Linked DNA regions of Homo sapiens: region 2 is linked to region 1. The links are chromatin loops, found by intact Hi-C in ENCODE. Cell type or tissue: heart right ventricle. All regions are shown on one strand. Each heading gives the region's core, and the rest is flanking DNA. Links, peaks and the distances in the headings are about the cores only.

Evidence for each region. Peaks named below come from ENCODE experiments on the same cell type or tissue, not always from the same donor. Only the 100,000 strongest peaks of a DNase experiment are listed, where the experiment ranks them.
Region 2: a loop joins it to region 1, with 2.2 times the contacts of the local background. A loop is called at or near these places in 3 of 110 quality-filtered maps.

What each region holds. Positions count from the first base shown.
Region 1 is chr5:139,259,240-139,266,828 of GRCh38, forward strand. No RefSeq gene overlaps it. Among named protein-coding and RNA genes, the nearest start is that of SNHG4, 11 kb to the right of the region's middle. RefSeq lists an enhancer at 3,416-3,485. In heart right ventricle, for the core only: a CTCF peak has its summit at 3,596 (motif pointing left); a DNase peak (open chromatin) is centred at 3,592; H3K27ac peaks cover 2,082 bases.
Region 2 is chr5:138,969,338-138,976,926 of GRCh38, forward strand. All of the region lies in intron 7 of SIL1 (SIL1 nucleotide exchange factor), which reads right to left. LOC124901079 (a long non-coding RNA gene) reads left to right here. Exons shown (of 2, transcript XR_007058954.1): 2 at 1-6,602. Among named protein-coding and RNA genes, the nearest start is that of LRRTM2, 98 kb to the left of the region's middle. In heart right ventricle, for the core only: a CTCF peak has its summit at 3,736; a DNase peak (open chromatin) is centred at 3,119; H3K27ac peaks cover 2,500 bases.

The DNA.
Region 1 (7,589 bases), core at 2,599-5,098:
GATTACAGGCGTGAGCCATTGCACCCGGCCACAGATTAGAGATATCTATCAAGGCACCTTTGAGATCTGGAGGCAGAAGAGTAAAGATTGAGTCCTGGGGCTGGGCAGCTCTGCAGGAGGGATTTCCAGGTTCTGATGGGGTCCATCTCACTCAGTCTTACCCACCTCTTTGTGCTTGGCAGATGGTCTCTCCCGATTCTCCTTACTTATTTTCTTAGTTCACTTGCTTACTCCCGTTTCCAGGCCCTACTTTACTTCCTTGGACATTGTTTGCTCTTGTGTTCTGGGTCCTGGGTGATATGTGTGTTCTGAAAATGCCTGGATGGATCATGACCCTCTGGAACCCCTCTGGGTATTTTGGGTAACTGCGGAAGATCGCCATACCTTCTCTCTCCTTCCCCAGCTCTAACAAAATGGCTTTGGCTTCACCCTGGGCTTCCCAAATTCTTCAGCAAAGGTTGGCTCCTTCTTACCTCATCTCTAAATACATAATCACATGTGCTTCCCAGAACATGACAAGTTCTTGAAACCTTTGTATGTATATTTTCTCTCTCTGGAATGCCAGTATTCCCCCTACGTTTTAGACCAGGAAAATTCCTAACTATCCTCAATCTCAACTCAAATATGACCTCTCTCCCCACCAATATCATCATCACTCAGATCATCATTTCTTGCCTGGACTACTCCCTAACTCATCTCTAGGACTGCCACTCTGGCCCTACCCCATCCATTTTTCATACTGCACCCAGAGTAATTCTTTTAGAGACAGGGTCTGGCTTTGTCACCCAGGCTGGAATGAAGTGGCATGATTATAGCTCACTGAAACCTTGAACTCCTGGGATTAAACGATCCTCCTGCCTCAGCCTCCAGGGTAGCTAGGACTACAGGTGCATGCCACCATGCCTCACTCTTTCAAAAAAATTTTTTTGTAGAGATGGGCTCTTGCACTGTTGCCAAAGTTGGTCTTGAACTCCTTGACTCAAGCAATCCTCCCACCTCAATCTTCCAAAGGGCTGGGATTGCAGGCATGAGCCACCTCACCTGGTCTACTTTCTAAAATGCAAACTTGATTGTATCACTCTCCTTAAAACTCTTATATGGTTTCCCCTGCCCTAAAGGTAAAGTCATGACCCCTTAACCCAGTTTGGGCTCTTCTACCTCACTCCCACCCACTTCTCTTGCTTCTTGTTTTCTGGCCCCACTTACTACCCTACTGGTACCTCAGCCAGAGTTCCTGACACATTTTCTCAGCTCCTTGAAACTTGCCTCTCTTTTTTTTTTTTTTTGAGACGGAGTTTTGCTCTTGTTCCCCAGGCTGGAGTATAATGGTGCAATTTCTGCTCACTGCAACCTCCGCCTCCTAGGTTCAAACGATTCTTCTGCCTCAGCCTCCCAAGTAGCTGGGATTACAGGTGCACGCCACCATGCCTGGATAATGTTTTGTATTTTTAGTAGAGACGGGGTTTCACCATGTTGGCCAGGCTGGTCTTGAACTCCAGACCTCAGATGATCCACCCGCCTCAGCCTCCCGAAGTGCTGGGATTACAGGCGTGAGCTACCGCACCCGGCCTGAAACTTGCCTGTCTTGACCCTACGTGATGTTCCCTTGGCTTGGAACTCTCTCTCTTCTTCTCCTAGCTAACTTCTACTGACCCTTCAGGTAGGTCTTAGCCTGAACTCACTTCACTATAAGCCCTTCCCCAGACTCAGTGAGCTGCCTCTGCTTCCTGCTCTTACTGCCCAGTATTTTTCCCAATACAGCAGTGATCCTGTTAACTGCTTATTTATTTACTCATATGTCTCCCACATCCAACTGGGAGCTCCTTGAGGACAAGGACCTACCTTATTCCTTGCTTAGCCCAGAGTCTAGTAGGCTCTTTATGAATAATTGTTGAATTAGTGAGTGAACCAAGCATTCCCTGTCTTCACAGCACATACTCAGGCACTGCTGCAGCTTCTACCACCATCATTCTCATAGTTACTGTTCCAGATCATAGGTGACTGATTGTCTGGGTGTTCTTCTCTTTATGGACTGGGATTGCACCTTTAATGTTTGTACCCCTAATACTTTTTTTTTTTAGACAGAGTCTCGCTCTGTTGCCTAGGCTGGAGTGCAGTGGCACAATCTTGGCTCGGCTCACTGCAACCTCAGCCTCCCAGGTTCAAGCGATTCTCCTGCCTCAGCCTCCCAAGTAGCTGAGACCACAGGTGCATGCCACCACACCTGGCTAATTTTTTGTATTTTTAGTAGAGACGGGGTTTCACCATGTTAGCCAGGATGGTCTCGATCTCCTGACCTTGTGATCTGCCCACCTCGGCCTCCCAAAGTGCTGGGATTACAGGCGTGAGCCACCACGCCCAGCCCTGTGCCCCTAATACTTAATACAGTGCTCAACATTCATCTTTCCATCCCCCACTCATTATTTTTTAACAATTATTTCTTGAGTATCTACTGTGTGCTAGATATGGTGGGTATAGCAGTGAACAAGGTAGACAGGGCCCTGCCCTCAAGCTCACATTTTAGTGGCAAACAGTGAGTGCTCAGTGAACAGGAGGCTCAGTGGACCTCAGCCCTACTGGGAAGCCTCTGGAGTATTTCCTGTCAGGAGCTACAAAGCAGGGAGTACAGGTTCTGTGGGGGGAGAGTAGATTTTCTTGGTGACCTCTGGACCTCTCTTTGTCCAGGTCTCCTTGGGACTGGCCATCAGGTATCAGCAGCAGGGAGGGAAGAAATGAGGAAGGGAGAGAGAGGCAAGTATAGACAAGGTCTGAGTCCCTAAAGACAGGGAATTGTGTGTGGCTCAATGCCCATGGCCACTTTGCCGAGGCAGTTTGGTAATCAGCTTTCTTTCCTACACTGGAGCAGAAGAAAGAAATAGAGCCACACAGTGAAAGACGTAAAAGGATAGAAATGATAGAGGAAAAAGGAAGGAGAGAAAAAATGGAACAGAGAGGAGGAGGAGCATAAGGAGAGGGAGTAAGATTGAGGCACAGAAACAAGGCCTGCAGGACTGAGCCCTGCCTGCGTCATTGGCGGTCAGCTCTGGGGTATAGCTCTTCATTTGGGTCATCAGGGGAAAAAAAATATTCAATTTTGAACCCTTGGAATTCCCTAGATGCTTTCAGTAGCCCACTGATCCCTCAAGTTGTCTTTGGCTCCATCTGGCCATCCCAGGAGGCTCCCGCCAGGGACCTGCCAGCCCCCAGACCAAGATATAGTCATTGTGGACCCTCTCAAGCAAAGGGCAAGTGAAGGAAAAACAGCCTGTCTGAGAACAGCAGCCACTGGTTTTCTTCGTTTAAAAAAATTTTTTTTAGTGCTTATATAATTGCAGAAACCACTGATTTTTATCTTTCTCAGAAAAGACCCTGTGTTCACCATCTGTTTCCTGACTAGGGGCTTCAGGCCCTACTCTCTGAGACACTGGCCTAACAGTATCCTAATCTGTAGGCACAGAGCAGAAACTTCCCTGAGCTGGGAGCTGGGGAGGCAGGGCTCCCAGATGCCAAGCCGCAGTCTGAGTTCCTTACAGTGATGCTGCTCTTTCTAGAAACCTCAGCTGCTCGCTCCTGAGGCTGGGATGCCATCTGCTGCTCAGCTTAGGAAACTGGCTGATGGGCTGCACAGCCAAGGCTGAGTCTGGTGGGGGCTGGGCAAGAGGCCCGCCCTGGGTCTCAGGAGAGCCATGTTTTTTGTTTCTGGATAAATCCAGTACTGGCCTTCCGGGACAGAGCAAATAGTCTGTCCTCAGTCATTCTTCTTAGACTAGACAAGATGCCTCTCTTCGACAAGAAGAGACCTAGGGATTTTAGGGGGATGGGTGGGTCTGCTCTGCCCTTCGCAAAGTTCAGTGTCATCTCAAGGTTAAATTACCGAGAGAGGTCCAGGCTGCCTCTGAAGTTCTATAGATTTCCTCAAAGGGTTTATTTTTGTCTTTTCTTTTCTTTTGCTTTTTTTTTTTTTTAATTTGCAGGTTTAACTAAGATTATTACAAGTTGAGTTAATTGGCTGAATGAAATAATGAGGCCAGGCCTAGAGGAAGTGGGGCTTTGAAGAAAAAAGCATGCTCATGCAGAATTGAAATAAAATCTTCAGACTCTCAGCAGTTTTTGAAGCCCCTGCTCTTTGGACTGTCCTCGTTCAGGCTCCAACCCAGATAGGGTTGGGAACTCTAGTATTTTAGGGGCCACATATTTGTTGGTATTTCTTGAAGAAATGGTTATTCTGAGGAAATTTTCTACAAGCCAGTGTGGTAACCAGCCTCCAGGATGATCCATCCCCAATGCTGTCCATGTACTGATATTCATGCACTTGTAAATCCCCTCTCCCATATGGTACCAGGGTTTGTCTGTGTGACCAATAGAATATGACAGAAGTAATCATATGTAACATACAAGATTAGGTTATAAAAGACACTGTGGCTTCTTTCTTGGTCACTCTGTCATCTGATCACTCACTCTGGGGCAAGCCAGTTGCCATGTAGTGAACAGTGCTGTGGAAGGTCATGTGATAAGGAACTAGGCCTTCTATCAACAGCCAAGTGAGCCATCTTGGTAGCAGATCCTCTGGCCCTCATCAGGGCCTCAGATGACTGCAGCCCTAGTGGACGGCTTGACTACAACCTCATGAGTGACCCTGAGCCAGCTTAGCTGAGCTGCTCCCCAATCCTGACCCCCAGAAACTGTATGAAATAAACATTTGTTACTTTAAGTTCTTGAAGTTTTGGGATAATTTGTTTTGCAGCAACATAATAAATTTGTTGTATGGTATTATTATTATATCATGGTATATCATCTGCATTATATCACTTCTTTTCCTTATAAAGTCTGGTGTCTGGACTCCACCCCCTTAATCTCTCTAACCTCATCTCTTACCACCCTGCCTCCCCGCCGGCTTAGTCTCACCCTTGGCTCAGTCTGCCACAGACCCGTTGAATTTGCTTTTCTCTCTGATGGAACTCCCTCCCACTCAACCAACCCCAAAATCTCTGCATGGTAACTTCTTTATCTCCTTCAAGTCTTCATTCAAATGTCACCTCCTCAGTATAGCCTGTCTTGACACTCTTCACTCCTTGTATAGTAACTCCTACATCTTCCTTTTTTTTCGCTACTGTATTCTTAGCCCTTATAGTTATATAACATGTAATAAAATATCTTTTACATATTTATCTTGTAATTTCTGTCTTCCTCCACTAGAATGTAAGCTCCATGAAGGCAAGAATTTGTGTTTTTGTCTATTTTAGTTAATGTTCTATTCTTAGCATCTGGAATGGTGACAAGCATATGGGAGATATGCAATATATTTAGTTGAATGGGAAAAAAATGAATGTCATAATTTGCCATTTATATCTTCTAGATTCCATGTTATATATCATATGCCATAGTATGATAGTTGACATATATGTTGTATTTAAATGCAGTACAAGGCAGTGCAGATACAAGGGCCATAAATAAGAAGATCCAGCCAGGCATGGTGGCTCACGCCTGTAATCCCGGCACTTTGGGAGGCCGAGGCAGGCAGATCACTTGAGGTCAGGAGTTCGAGACCAGCCTGGTCAACATGGTGAAACCCCGTCTCTACTAAAAATACAAAAATTACCTGGGCATGGTGGTGGGTGCCTAAATACCAGCTACTAGGGAGGCTGAGGCAGGAGAATAGCTTGAACCCAGGAGGTGGAGGTTGCAGTGAGCTAAGATCACACCACTGCACGCCAGCTTGGGGGACAGAGCCAGCCTATGTCTCCAAAAAAAAAAAAAAAAGGAGACCCAGACTTGTTGCTTGTTGGCCAGCTATGTGACCATGAGCCAGGCATGTAACCTCTCTGGGTCTGTTTTACTCGTCTGTAAAGCAAGACTAATATAACTTCCTTGTCTTATCATAGAGTAGTTGTAGGGATCAAATAAGATGACAAATGTTACAGCATTTTTAAAGAGTCTAACACATGATGTAAGTGTTTCTGAAATGTGTTCCAAAGACCAGTTATCCCAGGGTATGAAGAAAAAGAAAGGTCAAAGAGGTTTGCAAAATGTGAGTTCCCATATTCTAACTCCTGCTGGACATTCGCAACTCACATTAGCACATGACAGGCTCTGAAAATCCTGCACATAAATATCTACTCCCAGTGCACCTAACTATACATTGGGAAAACTTGCTCTATACAAATACAGAGCATTATCTTTATTATCAGAATAGTACTGTTAGTTTATAATTTATTATTTTTTTTTGAGACAAAGTCTTTTGCTGTCACCCAGGCTGGAGTGCAGTGGCACAATCTTGGCTCACTGCAACCTCCGCCTCCCAAGTTCAAGAGATTCTCATGCCTCAGCCTCCCGATTAGCTGGGATTACAGGAGCCTGCGACCACGCCCAGCTAATTTTTGTATTTTTAGTAGAGACAGAGACATGTTTTCACCACGTTGGCCAGGCTGGTCTCAAACTCCTGACCTCAGGTGATCTGCCCACCTCAGTCTCCCAGAGTGCTGGGATTACAGGCATGAACCATCACGCTCGGCCTATTGTTACTTTAGATCAAGAAGGAGTGCTAACGTTCTTGGAACAGAAATTCCAGTGGGTTGGGCAATGAGATCCAGCAGCTGAAATGGAGATTGGAGGAGGGAAGAAGGAGGAGGAGAAAATAGAAAAGGAGGTGGCACAAGAGAGGAAGAAAGGAAAAGAAGAGCAAGGAAAATAAGAAGAAGAAACAAAAATGGTGGTGAAGGGAGAAAAGGACAACTAAACTAATCCCCTTTGCAAATAACTGTAGAAAAAAGGCAGGTCTGGCACGGTGGCTCACGCCTGTAATCCCAGCACTTTGGGAGGCCAAGGTGGGCAGATCACCTGAGGTTGGGAGCTCGAGACCAGCCTGACCATCACGGAGAAACCCCATCTCTACTAAAAATACAAAATTAGCCAGGTGTGGTAGCGCATGCCTGTAATCCCAGCTACTTGGGAGGCTGAGGCAGGAGAATTGCTTAAACCTGGGAGGCAGAGGTTGCCATGAGCCGAGATCACACCATTGTACTCCAGCCTGGGCAACGAAAGCGAAACTCCATCTCAAAAATAAATAAATAAATAAATAAATAAAGGCAGCCTGAGATCTCCTACGGATGGGGTGGGAGAGAGAATCCTAGAATCCTAGCGCTGCCTGCCGAGCCCTGCTTGTTCCTTTAAGTGTGACCTCTGCCAATTTCCGCAGTTGGAGCTCAGGCTTCCTTTTCAACTTCGAGGAATCTCTGATTGAAGATATTTCTTCCTTTTTTTTTTTTTTTTTTTTTTGCACTTGGTTGTTTTATTTCCTCAAAAAAAAATTAAATCGATATTTCTTCCTTATCAGAGAGGAGGAATCAGGTAAAACAAATCAGCAATTTCTTTCTTTTTTTTTTTCGAGACGGAGTCTCGCTCTGTTGCCCAGGCTGGAGTGCAAAGGCGCGATCTCTGCTCACCGCAAGCTCTGCCTCCCTGGTTCACGCCATTCTCCTGCCTCAGCCTCCTGAGTAGCTGGGACTACAGGCACGCGCCACCTCGCCCGGCTAAGTTTTTGTATTTTTAGTAGAGACGGGATTTCACCGTGTTAGCCAGGATGGTCTCGA
Region 2 (7,589 bases), core at 2,331-4,830, 290 kb before region 1:
ACCTCAGCTGGCTGTCCTCCTTGACAACAGTCCTCTCTGGCTGAAGACTGGAAACTGTAGGCTAGAGCTCCTGCTTTCCTTTCTGGGACTCTAACACAGTACCAGCCCAACTTTCCATGCCTCTGTCAGGTCAGCATGGTATCAGAGATGGCTGTTTGGCCACTCTCCTCCTGCAATAATACTCCACGCTCCACCAACCCCTGTTCCATCTGAGAGCCACTCACAGTCAGCTCTGCCCGAGGTCCCTGATAGATTGGCTGGTGCCAAGGATCCATTGAGGAGATGGCACAGAGCCACACAGGGGAGCAACAACATTGGAAGAGGGCAAGGTCAAGTTGACAAATACCATATACGATCAGAAAGAATTGCATGAACCGCAGTGGCATAATGTAGCATAACAGATGGATAATTAGATTTATTCTAAGAGCTGTAAAAGTAAGTAATTAAATAAAAATATGGAACAATGAATCTGCCACAGAGAGACATCTAACAGCCTCACAAGGGCCTTGCAGCTGGCACGAGCAGCCTGGGAAGGAAGCAGTGGGCAAGGAACCTCTAACACTGCCCTGATGTTTTAGGCACAATAAATTTAGCACCAGCTCACACTGGGCACAAGGGGACAGCTTGATCTCAGAGGGGGATAATCACACCCATGGCTGCAACAGTACTGTGCCCTGGGAGTATGGCCTCTTGTCTGCATCTGGAAGACAGCAGCCTGAGGTATTCCGATAAATGCCCCACCACTGGCATGTTTGGAAAGGCCCCTGCAAAGCAAGACTGGCAGATTGTATTTATCTTTGCAGAAGCAGAGGCAGAGAGGAAGGGAGATGAAAATGTATGCACAGATGACAGGATTCACTGCCACCAACAAAGGCAGGCTGGGAGACCCAGGTTCAGGTCTCCACTCTCCTCCCAAAGGATGGTGGCAGATGGTGAGGGTACAGTTACCACATAAGAAACACAAGGCAAGCACCCAATGTGTGCAAAGCAAAGTGTTAGGTACAGGATTTCACCAGGGAAGCAGCTTCCCTGGACATGACATTAGCTATTTGGAAGCAAACAGATCAGTTGGAAGTTGTTTTGTATTAGTTAGGACTCTGTTTTTAAGGGACCAAAATGAAATTCAGAGGAATTTGAATTCCTTTGAATTCCTTCCTCATCTATGGAAAAGAGAGTGTACTGGGTCCCATTATGAAGAGGCATGACAAAGGTAAAAAGCACAGCTGGGTCCAGAGGCTTAAGTAATGTGCCAAGGCCCTCTCTCAGCCTGCACCTCTAGGCTTTGCTTCTCTCCAGTTTTCTCCCTGTAAACAGCCAATCCCAGCATAAAGGTAACTACATCCTCCCAAGTGGTATAGAATTCCAGGGAAGATCCTGGCCAACATGGGGAAACCGTCTCTATAAAAATACAAAAATTAGCTGGGTGTGGCGATGCGCACCTGTAGTCCCAGCTACTAGGGAGGCTGAGGCAGGAGAATAGCTTGAACCTGGGAGGGGGAGGTTGCAGTGGGCCAAAATTGTGGTGAGCCAAGATTGCGCCACTGCACTCCAGCCTGGGCAACAAAGAGCAAAACTCAAAAAAAAAAAAAGAATTCCAGAGAAGAACTTTGATTGGTCCTGCTTGTGTGACACACACACCCCTGGACCAATTACTGTCCAGATGGAAGTGATACTGTGAGTGGCAAGTCTAGATCACATGACCAGCCCTAACTGGGAAGGGAACAGGTGGGGCATAAAGATTAACAGCCTCACCACACCATGTGGCACTGGTGAAGAGATTCCCAAAGGAAAGGAAGTATTATTTTCCAAAGAGGAGAACAGAATGTGTTGAGAGACCAAAAACAACATAAATCAAGAGCCTTCATAGCCCACCACATTGTTTTATACCACCCCAGGCCAAGATACTAGATGATAATTGACTATCTGGGGCTGGAATGGGAGGTGGCCAAGTCTATTAACAGTCTGGTTGGAGATTTGTTTGCAGAGATCCCATGTGACCTACCGGCTTGAAATGCTCCAAAGGCCCTGCTGCTTGTACTTCTAAAAGCAGCCCATCCTTGTAGACCTGCCCCTGAGACCATGCACAGGACTTTTTCTACTTCAAACAGCTCCACTTAGGAAATCTACACAGCACTAAAAGCATAGTGAGGAGTTCCCCCAGCAGCCAACTCTTTGCAGGGTTTTCTCACCAACTAACTTGAATCTTCTTCTCAGAGCACAGACCATAAAGATTAACTCCCCTGAACCTGGAAACCTCAGCACCTTTGACGGGGGTCAAGAGCGGGGATGAGGCTCAGCCCAGAGTTGCTCCCCATTCACACCAATGGTTTCACAGGATAGCTCTCTATTCCAATATACCCCTACATCCTGGAGAGGGAGGGAAACTCAGCATAATAGCTGCAAAAGTAGAAAACTTCCCACATCCCCAGCACCACAAAAGCTGCCACTTTGCTCAATGCCTAGCACAAAGGGCTCACAGTGGGGCTCTCCCCACAACCTGGCTTGAAGGAAGAGAGGTCCTTGGCCTTTCCTCACCTCCAGGGCCCACGGCACACTCTTCTAACATCCTCACTGGGCTCCAACCAACAGGCTCAGTCATCTCTCTGGCTAAATATCAAAGCAGCTTCCCTTCTCAAGCGTGTCCAAAACTCAGGTCTCCTTCAGGCCACACAGATGACACCCTCCAAAAGCCCAGAATGAGCTCTGTAGGGTCCCTGGGGAGAGCTGAGACATAGGAGGCCTCGTTGTTCCAAGGCCAGCTGGGGATAAGGGTTATGGGGACCTTTGGAAGCCAGATCCAGCAGGAGAATCATGAGGCTTCAGTTCCTGAGCTCTGCACATTCTTAAGTGATTCCGTTGACTTCACCAACAACCTGGGGCCCGCCGAAAGCAGTGGTGCTAGCCAACATCTGGTCACCAAGTTCTTTCTGCCACCATTACTTGTCCACTGAGCCTGTCCCTAGAAATGCAGAAAGACAAAGCTCAGCTCCCATGTGGAGTACTTAAATGCTCTAGCCATGCCTGGTACTCACAGCCACATTTGAAGGTCTGGTTCAACGCAGCCATGCTGGGTCCAGATGTAAGAACCTCAAGCTGGGCTAAAAAGCAGCTTTCCCATGGGTGAACCCTCTGGCTCAGAGCTCCTCAGGCTGGCTCTGCTGCTGCTCCACACATGCCACAATTTACTACAGCTGTTAAGAGCCCCAGAGACAAGAAAGCTCCTCCTTCCCACTTGTTCCCTGCCCTTCTTCAGCACAGGCTGGAACCAAGCACCAGCCAAACCTGGAGAGAACCTCAGAAACTATGACCCCACCCCACAAACTGAGCTCACACAATTTTTCTTGAGCCACAAACTAATTTTTGTTAATCCCAGAGAAACAGTTCAAACAGCAACTAACCTTTTTCTTCCTTCACAACTATTAAACTTGGACAAATACCTCAAAATAGTACATGAACCAAGAGTTTAATCCTTCTCCCCAGAGGCAAAGAGAGGACTATGTGGGTAACATGAGGGTAAAACCCTGGGTCCACCAAGTCCAGGACAAACGGGTCCTGGGTCCTCAGGCAAGGGGGACAGAGGGGCAATAAGAGCAGAAGGGAGGACAACCCAGGGCTGAGGCCCCAGTGATGGGGGTAGAGAAGCCCTTGTTCAGTCCCAGCATGGAGCTGAGGCTGGCCACAGTATTCCTACAGTACAGCAGGAGCGACACCTGCCTGCCACCTGGCTGAAGGGATCTGGGCAAACTGATGAGTCCACCCCCAAGCCCAAGCCAATTAAAGGTTATCCTTATACAATTAAAGGTTGTGTAACATATGTAACAAACCTGCGCGTTGTGCACAGGTACCCTAGAACTTGAAGTATTTAAAAAAAAAAAAAAAAAAAAAAGGTTGTGTAAGAATAAAGTGGCCCAGAGAATGATCATGAATGCTAAAACACAGAATCCAAAGGGCTCATGCCAGAAAACCCAACAGCAACTTCTGTGTCTTATTTTATAATAAGTAATTTAAATAATTATAAATCATGTAAGTTCATGGTAAAGAAAAAAAAAATCAAGCAGTATAGAAGAGTGCAAAATAGAAAGGAAAAGTCCCTGTTTCTCAGACCATCAGAGGTAAGAGCAGAGTTTTTTCTTTTTTCTTTTGAGACAGGGTCTCGCCCTGTCACCCAAGCTGGAGTACAGTGGTGTGATCACAGCTCACTACATCCCTGAGCTCCCAGGCTCAACTGATCCTCCTGTTGCAGCTTCCTATGTAGCTGGGACTAGACATATGCCACTGCACCTGACTAAATTTTTTTTTAATATAGAGCTGAGGTCTCACTATGTTACCCTCAAACTTCTGGGCTCAAGTGATCTTCCCGCCTCCCAGAATGCTGGGACTACAAGTGTGAGCCACCGTGTCCAGCCTTGACTAATTTGTTGTTGTGATTGTAGAGACTAAGTCCCACTATGTTGCCCAGGCTGGTCTCAAACTCCAGGCTCAAGTGATCCTCCTGCCTCAGCCTCCCAAAGTTCTAGGACTACAGGCATGAGCCATCACGCCCGGCCCAGATTTTTATATCACATATTTAAAAATATATGTGCAATATAAATTTATATATAAATCTTTACCCATTTACTTTTTATATGAATGGATCACGCTTCTACACATGCTATTTTCAATGTAGAGACCCTACTCTCCAGAAAGAAGAGGCTCCTCAGGTCTCTCCGTGCACCCCTTGATATCAAATTGAGCAGCAAACAGAAGAGAACAGGGGTGGCTGGTCATATTTTAAAAGACTCCAGGATACACTAACATTCCAGAACCAAAAGCTAAATCCAAAGAGCTCCTCAGGAAAGCGTGAACTCGGCTGCAACGGGGTCTCTCTCTACAGGCCAGGGAGAGGGAAGGCAGCCTTTATAAACCGTTCCTCTTGGGCTCTCCTGCCTGTGGCTGTTAGCTTCACCTCCCCCAACTTGCCATCTGAGGGCCTTCATTCTTCACTGTCATGCCTGTCACCACCTCTGTCCTCCCCCTTTGGGCCTGCTCTACAGCCTCCGCACTGCTCTGAAACATCACCACTGGCAGGACTGTGCAACTGAGAACAACAGGAGATGACCTCACGGCCTTTACATTCTAATGCCAGCTCCCAATTACTTGTACTGTTGAATAATTGAAAGAGGAGAATAATCCACTCAGCTGATTTGGGAAGCCAGCCAGGCACACAGATTATCTCAGAGTGAATTATTCACACTAGGGATAATTGGGAGTTGCCCAAACTTCTATTTGTAGTTCAGGCATCACGTGGAAGAACATTCGGTATGGAAAGTATGAAAGCTGGAGAGGGAAGGAGCCCCTGTTTCCGGGCCTGGGTTTCCTTTATGTTGCTTGGGAAGTCAATGCTCCTCTCTCGGTCTCACTCAGAGTCGGTGAGCACAATGATGATGATGATATTAACATTAACAATATTTTAGTGACAGCTCTTGCTGTATTTCCTTACAATGTGCTGTGTTCTGTGCTATGAGCTTCATGTGTATCATCCTACATTATCTCATTTAATCCTCACATGAGTCTGTGAAGCACCACTGTCTTCTTCATCTCTGAGCTGAGGAAGCTGAGGCTTAGGTTAAGTAACTTGCCCAGAGATATACAGCAACAAGCTGTATGTCCATCCATAGACCAGGATCTTACTCAAGAAGTTCTTTTGCCACACACCTCTTACCTCTCCCACTTTTAAGAGTCTTCCTTACACAAGACATAAAACTGTAAAGGATAAAAACACCCCATTTTTAGTATAATACTGTCTACTCTCATCTTGAAATTACTGGATTTCAAGGTAAGAAAAATGGCTCCCTCCTCTGAAGGTTGGCAAGAAGCCTATAGGAAGGGGCTGGTCAGCTGGTCAATCCATTTCGAGAAATCCAGTGTCTGGAAGCACAAGCCACTGGCAGACTTCCAGAAGAGCTCAGCCTTCTCTCATGATCAAAGACTCAAAAATGAAACCACTGTCCTCCCCCTGACACGCCACCACTTCAGCCAAGAGGCAGCTACTGAGCTGGGCAGCTCAGCACCGTGAGGCCAGAGCATGGGGGAAGGGCATAGGCTCAGTGAGCTGCAAGGAACACCTGCCTCAGACAAGGGTCCATGAGGTGACTGACTGTCCCTGCATGTGTGGGGTCTCCTTCCACAGTGCCTAGGACAGAGTCCCCAGATACTAGGTGTGGTGCCAGTCTCCAGCACGGTCACCGGCGATCCCCACCAGCGATCCCAGCCTTTGTGTTGGTGCCTCCCACATTAACTATAGATGATCTATGTGACCAAAAGAATAAAGAGGAAGTGATGATGTCGAATTCTAAGGCTAGGCCACAAAAAGAACTGAAGTTTCCATCTTGCTGTCCTATGTTGTTCACTCTGGGGGAAGCCATGGGGAGACCTGCACAGCCCTGTGGAGAAACTCACAGAGAGAGAAACCGAGGCCTCTCACCAACAACTGGCACCAACCAGCCAGGCGTGTAAACTGGAAGCAGATTCTCATACCCAGTCAACACCCTGCCTACATTTCCAAATTCCTGACCCAAAGAAACAGAAAAATAATAAACTATTACTGTTGTTTTAACCCACTACATCTGAGAATAATTTGTTATACAACAACACATAGCTAATAAACTGGACAAGAGGGAAAAGAGCTGCTTCACAGCATTGTTTCCAGAAGTGTGACGTATCCATAGAAGAACCAAACCTGGTGTCAGGGCCAGAGGCCACCAAAGGCCCTGACTAAGCCCCTAAGGTCTTAGAACACTATATGAGAAAAAACAATGACCTTCACGGCCCAGATATTCCAGCCCTCCAGTCAAGGAAAAGCTTGCAGAAAATATTCACGATGCCCATACCTCTGCCTCCAGTCAGGATGACAATAACAACAATATTAGAAGCTACCATTACTGAATGCTTACTATGTGCCCGGTGCATGCTCAGTATTCTTATATTACCTCTCTTTTTTTTTTTTTTTTTTTTGAGGCGGAGTCTCACTCTGTCACCCAGACTGGAATGCAGTGGCACGATCTCAGCTTACTGCAACCTCTGCCTCCTGGGTTCAAGTGATTCTCCTGCTTCAGCCTCCCAAGTAGCTGGGATTACAGGCACGCGCCACCATACCTGGCTAATTTTTTGTATTTTTAGTAGAGACGGGGTTTTGCCATGTTGGCCAGGCTGGTCTCAAACCCCTGAGCTCAGGAGATCCACCCGCCTCAGCCTCCCAAAGTGCTAGGATTAACAGACTTGAGCCACCACGCAGGCCATTACCTCCCTTATTCTTCATTGCAATCCTCAGAGGAAGCACATAGTAGGGACTCAATAAATATTTGCTAAATGAGTAAATAAACCACCATTAGGAGTTCGTCTCTATAACTGATCTATGTCCTTTTGGTATAATTTCAACTTTCTATATTACGTATTACTTTAACGTTTGAAAAGCTTACACTGAGAATGTATTACTTAAATAGAGGAAACAATATATATGAAATTAAAAAAAAAATTTGTAGGGCAAGCAAAGCTCTAATCATTATGTGCCATCCATCACGTTTCCCAGAGAAGTGCACCTCCATCCTGAG